2 separate regions of the Mus musculus genome follow, and region 1 is linked to region 2. A link is a contact called in ENCODE Hi-C or POLR2A ChIA-PET data. All regions are on one chromosome and are shown on one strand. Each heading gives the region's core, a stretch centred on a gene start or an enhancer-like site at or near the end of the contact. The rest is flanking DNA. Distances are from core to core; before and after follow the strand shown. Region 1 holds the start of Ercc1 (excision repair cross-complementing rodent repair deficiency, complementation group 1). Region 2 holds the start of Fosb (FBJ osteosarcoma oncogene B).

Evidence for each region. A loop is a pair of places that touch in the nucleus more often than their neighbours do. ChIA-PET counts read pairs that join two places held with the same protein, here RNA polymerase II (POLR2A).
Region 1: a map of CH12.LX shows a loop between it and region 2 (3-fold over the local background). The contact joins the promoter of Ercc1 here to the promoter of Fosb in region 2. A Hi-C loop is called at or near these places in 32 of 37 maps with a recorded cell type or tissue (CH12.LX, CH12F3, Patski and 11 more). POLR2A ChIA-PET finds 5 or more read pairs at or near these places in 4 of 5 experiments (Patski and embryonic stem cell).

What each region holds. Positions count from the first base shown.
Region 1 is chr7:19,342,885-19,347,137 of GRCm38, forward strand. It overlaps Ercc1 (excision repair cross-complementing rodent repair deficiency, complementation group 1), which reads left to right and starts at 2,187. Exons shown (of 10, transcript NM_007948.2): 1 at 2,187-2,312; 2 at 2,722-2,833. The coding sequence starts at 2,729.
Region 2 is chr7:19,306,790-19,311,703 of GRCm38, forward strand. It overlaps Fosb (FBJ osteosarcoma oncogene B), which reads right to left and starts at 3,256. Exons shown (of 4, transcript NM_008036.2): 1 at 2,517-3,256; 2 at 331-651. The coding sequence starts at 2,642.

The DNA.
Region 1 (4,253 bases), core at 937-3,436, 35 kb after region 2:
GATACCTTTGCCCTGTGGGAGAAACACATCTCACACACGGAGTTAGGATTCTACTTAGCTTGGTATCTCACACACGCTCGCTCTCTGACATTTCAGAGATTCAGAGACACGCGTCCTTGTATTTTATTTTTTAAATGGCATGTAATTCTGTTTTGTTTTATGTGTATGAGTGTTCTGTGTACTTGGTACCTTAGGAGGTCTGAAAAGGGCGTCAGATCCCCTGCAACTGGAGTCACAGATGGTTGTGAATGCTGTGAATCTAGTCCTCAGCAAGAGTAGTCAGTGTTCTTAACTTCTGAGCCATTTCTCCAGTCCCTGGTTCTTTTTTCATGGGGGAGGGGGTAGTGGGAGAGTCTTCCTATGTATCCCTGGCTGATATGGAAGTCACTGTATAGATCAGGCTGCCCTTGAACTCACATAGATCGCCTGCTTCTGCTTCTCCAGTGTTAGGGTTGACACCAATACATCCAGAGGTTTTGGTTTTTTTGTTTGTTTTGTTCAGGGTCTTGCTTTGTGGCACAGGCTGGGCTGGAAGTCACTAAGTAGGACATAAGCTAGTTTGGAACTTGCTCCAGTCCTCCTGCCTCAGCGTTCTCGGTGCTGGGTTTACATGCGTGCTGGTGGTTGCCACCACTCACTGCGGTCTTACTGCACCCTTTTAACCTCAGCAAATGATTCCAGGTAGAGAAACTAAGGCATTCAGTGGGAACTTGCCTCTGTCAGCGCTTCCTTCACAGAACACACGGTTCAGGCGCGCCCTCTAATGGCAAGGCTTATGCACGGCACTCTGATTCCTTGGCAGCTCAACCCCTTTCCTTCCTAGGATCAACGGTTACTTACTATTAAATTTGATAAATTAACTAGTTTTGAGTCAGGATCTTATTTTGTAGCTCTGGCTGACCTGGAAATCACTCTGTAGGTCATGCTGTCCTCGAACTCACCGAGATCCGCCTGTCTCTGCCTCGTGTGTTGGGATTAAATGTGTGAGCCATTTCGCCTGGCTACTATTAATAGTTCTGTTTTGTATCACACTTCCAAAGGCCTGGGGCCATGGCTCAATAGTAGTGTCTCTGCCTAGAATTCACAGCGTAGGCATGTGCTTGTACACACACACACACACACACACACACACACACACCTCACAACTAGGAAAACATTAAAAAAGATATAGAGGGATTACATATGATGACCTTTGGGCGTGCCCTCTCTCAATACACGAAGACCAAAAGAAAATGGAGAATACGTTGGTAAATGCATGCAAAATTTTAAATGGAGAATTTTTAAAAGTATGAACTCGAAGGAAAGATTTGCAGCCTAATGAAGTGACTAACAGCATCAGCCCTTAAGCATCACTCCAACAAATGGGCGGTAATCAAAAGATGCTCATCTCCTTTTCCTCCCCCTTTTTAATTTAAAAAACCGTTGAATTGCTCATTTCGAAAAAATGGGCAAAGGATATGAGCCAATCTTTGTTAAAAGGAATAGGCAAAGGAAATGAGCAAGAACAAAAAATATATAAGACCATTAAACTATTTCCTTAGCAATCACAGAACTACAAGTTGGAACGGGGTGAAACTGTCCTTCCAGGAAATGAGTCATACTAAGTCATTCATGGGGCCCAGGTCTCGGAACACAGGTGTCCCTTCCTTCAGGAAGCCCGTCCTCACACCCCAGCTGGGTCAGGTGCCCCCTAACACGGGCTCAATGTCCTCTGGGCTCTCCCTTCCCGACCCTGCCCGCTCTGGGTTGTCCCTGTCTGACTGTCCCACTGGACTTTAAGCCACAGCTGTCGGTATCAGTCCCTGCTTGGGATGCAAGTGGGGAATGGCTTAGAATGAGTGAGTCAATGTCTGTGGGCTGAGTCCACCCACGCTTACAGGGAGGGCGTCCTCTGAAATCTCACCTCCCTCCTCTCTCTCTCTCTCTCTCTCTCTCTGTCTCTCTCTCTCTTTGTCTCTGTCTCTCTCTCCTTTCCTCCTTTCCCTCCCCCACCTCCTTTGATCATCACTGAGCCGGATCTGGAGTCTGGGAAGCGCTCAAGAGGGCCTTGGAACACAACTACTTGAAGTCAAAGTCTCCCAGGTACCAAGATGCACAAGCTTCCATCCGCCCCAAACCACAGCGGTCCTCCAGGACCATAGAGAGCAGCGCGAATAGAGTTCCCCGCTCTAACTCCTCCGGGGAGCAGCGAGACGAGCGAAGGGCCAGAGCGGCCGGAAGTGAGTCTAGCAGGAGTTGTGCTGGCTGTGCTGGCGTTGTGTCGCCTCTGTTTCCCCCCGTGGTATTTCCTTCTAGGCATCGGGAAAGACCAGGTGAGTTTTGGCAGTGCTTAGACGCAGAGCTAGGACCGAGAGGGACAGGGTGGAGGTGGATGGAGGCCGGGGATTGATGATTGGCAGCGGAAGAAGCCAATCATTGCGGAGGCTGAGACTAGGCCGGGACTGGGCGAGGCGAAAGCATCCAGGTGTGCCCCTGGGGGCGGGGCCAATTGCCTCTGAGCGAGTGTCGTGCGGGAGTAATAGCAGGTAGGCGGGGCTATAAGACCCGTAGACCAATCCGGAGTGAGAAGGAGGAAAGGGGCGGGCCCACTGGTTGGTCCTCTGGAACCTAACGCTAGCGAACCGGGCAACCTTTTGTGGGATGGGGTGGGGATACCACTGTGAGCCAGAGTTTCCCTCTGGAATATGGAAATGCCTACGACGATGTCGCCACGCCTTTCAGGCCCCAGATGGACCCTGGGAAGGACGAGGAAAGTCGGCCACAGCCCTCAGGACCACCCACCAGGAGGAAGTTTGTTATCCCACTGGAGGAAGAAGAGGTGCCCTGTGCAGGGGTAAGAGCGAAGACTTGGGGGCTCTTGGGAGTTAAAAGGATCCCTGGGACTACGGTGTGAGTTTAGGCTTGGGTTGCTTTGGAAAAATAACCTGCCATGCTCTGCAATCCTCGGTTTGCCCGTTGGTAAAATGGCATGACAGGGTGGTTAAGGGAGAGGCTGGCAGCTGGGCAATGGCCAGTGATAGCTTTTGTTTGTTTAGTTTGGGTCTTCGATTGGGTCACATGTTTCCTGGGCTAGCCTTGAAATTGATGTGTAGCTAGGGTTGGCCTTAAATCCAGTTCCTCCCATCTCCACTTCCCAAGTGCTGAGGTTATAGCAATGGAACATCCTTTTGTTTTTTGTGTGGATGTTTTGCATGCCTGTATGTCTGTGCACTACATGCATGTAGACCTGCAGAGGCCAGAAGTCATTGGCTCCCCTAGACCTGGAATTGAATCCAGATCCTCTTGAAGAGCAGCCAGTGCTCTTAACTGAGAAGGCATCTCTCTGGCCTCTAAAACATGTCTTTGTGCTGTCTGTACACACATGGATGAGTGCTGTGAAGCTCCTGTGAAGGGCAAAAGATAACCCGTGGGACTTGATTTTATCCTTGTACTGTGTAGATCCTCAGGACTGAACTGAGTGAGGTCACGAAGCTGGCAAGTACCTTTACCCACTGAGCCATCTTGCCTGCCCCCCCTTCCTTCTTTCTTTTCTTTTCTTTCTTTTTTTCTTTCTTGAGCCTTGCTATGACCTAAAACTTGCAGCAATCCTCCTGTCTCCATCTCTCAAGTGATAGGAACTTCCAGGTGCATTTCACAACACTAAACTCAGCTATGGGTTTTGTATAAGCAGTATTCTGGGTTTTCAAGTTATGGATTTGGATCTGACCTTTTTCTGTTATTATTTTGCTTTGTTTTTACATTTCTTTATGTAGTGTGGGTTGGGGGTGTACTTGCCAGGGCATTTGTGTGGAGGTCAATTCTCTGCCTCCATCTGGTAACTTTCAGGCTTCAAGCTTAGGTGTCAGGCACCACTGTCCCCTGAGCCGTCTCCTTGGCTCTGGATTTGACATTTAAGAGTTGGAAACTGGCTGTTTGTCTGTCTATCTATCCATCTATCTAAGTTTTTTTGATTTCTCTGTGTAGCCCTGGCTGTTCTGGATCTCACAGAGCTCTGCCTCTCTCTGCTTCCCAAGTGCTAGGATCAAAGGTGTGCGGCCACCACCAAAGGCTAGAAATGGAAGTTTTTGTCCTCTAAGAAAAAGAAATTGGTGATCTAAAGAGATGGCTCAGCACTTAAATGCATTAGTTGCTCTTGCAGAGGACCCAGGTTCAGTTCCCTAACATCCATATGGTGGCTTACAACCGGCTGTAATTCCAGTTCCAGGGGATCCAGTGCCCTCTTTTGACCACTGAGGGCAACCAAGAATGTACAT
Region 2 (4,914 bases), core at 2,006-4,505:
AGACTTGAGGCCTCAGAGGAACCTCCAACTATTAAGTGACAAAATTACTGTCACTTTCTCTTACTTCCCTCACCCACCTCCCCCCAAGGCCAACTTTTGAAAATAATGATCTCTTGCAGTGCAGGCTGGACTCCATAAGTAGCACAGGCTGGCCTCGAACTCCTGCTCCTCCTGCCTCCACCTTCTGAGAGCTGGGGTTACAGGTCTGCATAACCACTCCTGGCTTATGCTGTGCTAGGGATCTTCATGCATGGCAGCAAGCACTGTACAAACTGAGCCCACATCCCTAGCTAGGCTCCTCCATCCCAACTCCTGAGGCCTCATACTTACTGTCTCTTCTCGGGGTCTTCTAGGCCTGGCTCTGGCTGGACGGGCAGACACAGGTCCACTGGTGGTTGTGCTGGTTGAAGGCCCACCACTTCCGCTTGCCCCGCCAGTGCTGTAGGCACTCAGGCCTGGGGTTGAGTAGCTGGTTCCTGGCATGTCATAAGGGTCAACAGCTGGAGGCTGGGAGGCCAGTGGCTGCCCCTGGGACTGGGCCATGGAAGAGATGAGGGTGGGTTGCACGAGCCACTGAAGATCCTGGCTGGTTGTGATTGCGGTGACCGTTGGCACGAAGGAGCCGGGCATTTCCCCGAGACCGGCGCACTCCTACGGGGTGAGACATACACACACAGGCGTAGACACACAAACAAAGCCACCGACACACACACGCCCAACACACATAACACACACCGACCCCTGTGAGTGAGCACAGGGTGAGCGGGTGTGGATGTGTGTGTCACAGGCAAAAAGCCACAACACCCACCCTTCCACTACACCGTGACGCAGTGGTTAATGAGAGATTCTGTTCAACTGCCTTCTACCTCCTCCTTCTTCCTCGGGGAAAGGTTGCACGGTTCCAGCGGGTGGTGAATCACACCCCGGGTTGGTGACTCTTAGGTGTGGGGGGGTGGGTGGGAGAGGAGGCTGGACAGAACCTGGTGACAAACCTCCCGGGATGGAGCCACAGACATTCACACACACATACAGCCAAAACACCCCACCCCCACCACAGAGGGAGGGAGAGGGAGAGGCCTTAGCCCAAGCCTTCCTCTCCTCCACTCACACACAAACACACCCCCCACTGCATGAGGGCTCCCGCAGGGGCGGAGATCCCAGTTCCAACGGTGTTGGGGGACCGGCCTAAGAGTTGAGAGCATCCCTTCCGAGTGTCTGTCTCTTCCCCAGTGAGACTGACAGGTTTCAGTGAACTGATAGGCAGAGAAAAGTGACAGCGAGAATCTCTCAGACTGTCTTGCAGGGGATGGGGTGACATAGGATCTGCGTCCCCGAACCCAAGAAGCGTCCATCACGCCCCCCCCCCCCCTTCCCGCAAGTGGAATCCTAGAGGCTTAACTACTCTAGGGGGCGTGGCGAGGGAAGGGCTGAATCCCTGGCCAATCAGAGCCCTGGGAACTAAGGGAAGGCAGACCTTTTAGAGACCACCTGGCTGCCTCTCCGTAGGCTAGCTCATCTAGTGTTTGAACACCTCGGAAGGACTGAGTGTCTAGAGCTCAGGGAGCACGTATATGTGTGCCTGGAGAAGGGATGAGGCCTTCAGTTCCCCCTTAGAGGCGCTAACACTCAGCCAAAAGCCTCTAGCTTATGACAACAGGACCAGGTCCACACAAGGTCCTCGCAGACCCATGGGGTGACAACGAGTCCCCCGATCGCGACAAGAATCCCCTAGCTCTCCCTCTTGGAGACCCCCAGCACGGGAAGAACCACAAAAAGCAAGGAAGGGAGCTACGCTCTACAAATAGGAAGGGAACGCTGATTGGCTAAAGCTCGCGCCGCGACAGCCAATCACAAAGCCACGCTGCCCCCTCCCTTAGCAACGTGGCCTCGGCGTTCCAAAATAGAACGTGCCCGGGACGTCAGGGGCGGGGCGGGCGGAGGGGGCGCTGCGCGCTGTGCGTGCCCCGCGTCAGACGGAGGATTCCAGCGCGTCAGCCTTTACGCACGGGTCCCCCGTTACGTCTCCGCGCAGGAGGCGGAGGCAGCGTGACCGGGGTTCGAGGCCCTAACTCTTGCTGGGTGGAGGGTGACTGCGGACTTGCAGTCCGCGTTTTGAAGGAAGAGGGAAGAGGAGGAGGCTCCTGGAAGCTTCTCTGGAATTTTTTGTTTCTTTTTCTTCCCCTACTTGCCTAGCTTCGGCTTAGGGAGCCGGCTTTCGGCTAAAAGTTCTCAGCTTCTGCTAACCACCGGGTATATACTTTGCACCGGGCATCGCCAACGTTTGCCCAGCTGCATTCCTTTCCCGCGCTCCGCGCAAATAACCTTTTGCAAACATCACTCCATTCTTTGCAGTTTGCAAACAACAAAAAACCAAAGTGCAAACCGAACTATTGCAATCCCAGATCCTGGGTTTTGGCGCGTCTCTATTTGAGAGGATGCTCAATCTACACTTTAGCCTGAAAGAAACACCCCCCCCCCCAACCACTAAAGTAGAATCTTTACGATCTAAAACTTACCTGGGAGGCGGCGGCGGTGGGTGGACTGCCGAAGGAGTCCACCGAAGACAGGTACTGAGACTCGGCGGAGGGTGATGAGCTACACCGGGAGCCGGAGTCGTAGTCTCCGGGAAAAGCTTGAAACATTTCCCTGGGCACAGGGGGGCCCCTGTGACCACGCTGAGGTCGCCGGGAAGCCAAGGCTATGGCCGAGTGGAATGAGATGCGAGTCCGGAGTAGACCGGACACGTCTCCAAAGTGCGCTGCTCGGGGAAGCTTAGTCTCCGGTTCGGAGAACTGCCCAAGTTTCGATGCAAGTTCCCTCTGCAAGATCCCAGATCCCCTTCAGACCGCCGCTGTACCTCCTGAAAGTCCAGGCTCTGTCGGTTTCACGGGGGGCGACGCGGGGATCGCTCCCCGCCCAGAAACCCGCCGGGCAGTGCCGCGGTGCAGCGTGCGCTTCAGATGCAGTTCCAATCCTGTCGAAGCGTCCCAAGAAATGAGGGAGAGCAGAGGGGCGCGATCCAGAAGCCCACAGAAAGAAAGTCTATCCTCCGGACGAATCGGAAGAACGATCTAGAAAGAGTCTTGCAAAAAGGAAACCCACAAAACTTTCTCTCCAGTTTAAAAATATATATAAATATATATATATAAATTTTTCACGGCCTCCAAGAAGAAGAAAAAGAAAGAGTCACCAGTAGTCAAGTCCAGCAAGCCCCGGCTCCGCGTGTCCCCGGCGTAGCCGCTCCAGTCTTATGAATGAAACCGGGAGCTGCCGGGCTGAATTTATGCCTCCGGGACCCGCCCCCGCGCTTGCGTCACCCGCAACTCCATGCACAAACCTCCCAAACTCTCCCTTCCCGCCGACTGAGCTCCTTGTGGCGCCCTCCAGGGCCTCGTGCACCTGCCACCTGCCCATAGTGTGACCCTGGGGGTCTCGGGGGTCCCCAAGGCTGCGTTCTGAGGGGCTTCGCGGGAGGGGATCCCGCCCCGCCCTCCCCGGAGTTCCTGTGACGCAATTAGCCATATAAGGAGCTCGGCCAGCGCGGCCCAGTGTTTGTTTGGTATCCTAGCAATTACGTCAGAGGGAATCCCTCGCTCCTGCGCGCGCCCGCTGTTGCGCTGTGCGGAACCCGCCCGCGCCTGCGCAGTTCCACGCTGTCCCGGAGGCTGAGATTGACAGGCGCCTAAACTCCCTCAGAAGGCCCCTGCTGACCCGGGTTGGAGAAGGTGCAACTCCAGATCCCAGGTCTGCTTATACCCCTGGGACCCCACCCTCCCCAAACCGGTGCAGCGCCCCTGCTGGTGAAAAAGAGCAAGGTCCCCAGTGCAGATTCTGGCGAGAGGGGTATAATCAGTCTAGGTGGGGAAACTGAGGCTCAGGAGGAATTGGAGAGTCTGTGATATCTCCAGGTGTAGGGATGGGTAAGGATGCAGTCCCCTCCCCACTAGCTTTGTCACGGATTCTGTGTGACTCGGTGAGCTTGGAAAATGTGCTCCCTCCCTGATCTAAAACTTCAGTACTCATAGCTAAGCAAAGGATAGGTGGCTTTTCCGGGTCCCTGAATCTGGGGGACCTGCAGAATTGGAGCAGGTAGGAACCCACACCCGGTGAGTTCTTCAGGCTTGATGGTGTTGGAAGCCTCTCCTTCCCACTTAGCTCAGGAGACAGAAAAGAAAGTGTGTATACAATAATAATTGAACAATAATAATTGGTGGTGTCTGGTGGTGGTGGCAGCTGCGGCAGCAGCACACATCTTTAATCCCAGCAGAAGCAGGGAGATCTCTGTGAGTTCGAAACCAGCTTGTTCTACAGAGTGAGTTCCAGGACAGCCAGGGCTACACAGAGAAACCCTGTCTCGAAAAATAAATAAATAAAATACTAGTGCATTAATATAATCGGTGGCATGTGTTTAGCAATCAGCAGGTATCAGCCCCAGCAAGATGGTTCACAGGTAAAGGAGCTTGCTACACATACCTGACAACCTGAGTCCCATCCCTGGGACTCACGGTGGAAGAAGAAAAATGACTCCTAAAAATTGTTCTCTGATCTCCACATGCATGCAAAGACAGAAAACAACCAGTACTCATATGTAGTAATAATAATAATAATAATAATAATATCAATATTAATGATTTAAACAAAAGGGGATGTGAGGGCGGGAATGTAGCTTAAAGTGGAATGAATGTCTAGCATGTGTGAAGTCCTGGGTTCTATCCACATCCAGAAGGAAAGAATATATATACACGTATTGTGAACATCCCCTCCCCCTATTGTGAACATCCCCTCCTCTTTCTACCCTTTGCCCTCCTCCTTTCTCTGTCTGTTTTTGAGATGGGGTCTCATTATGTACCACCTTTGGCCTGGAATTCATTCTGTAGGCCAGGATGACCTCTACCTCTTGAGTGTTGGAGTTAA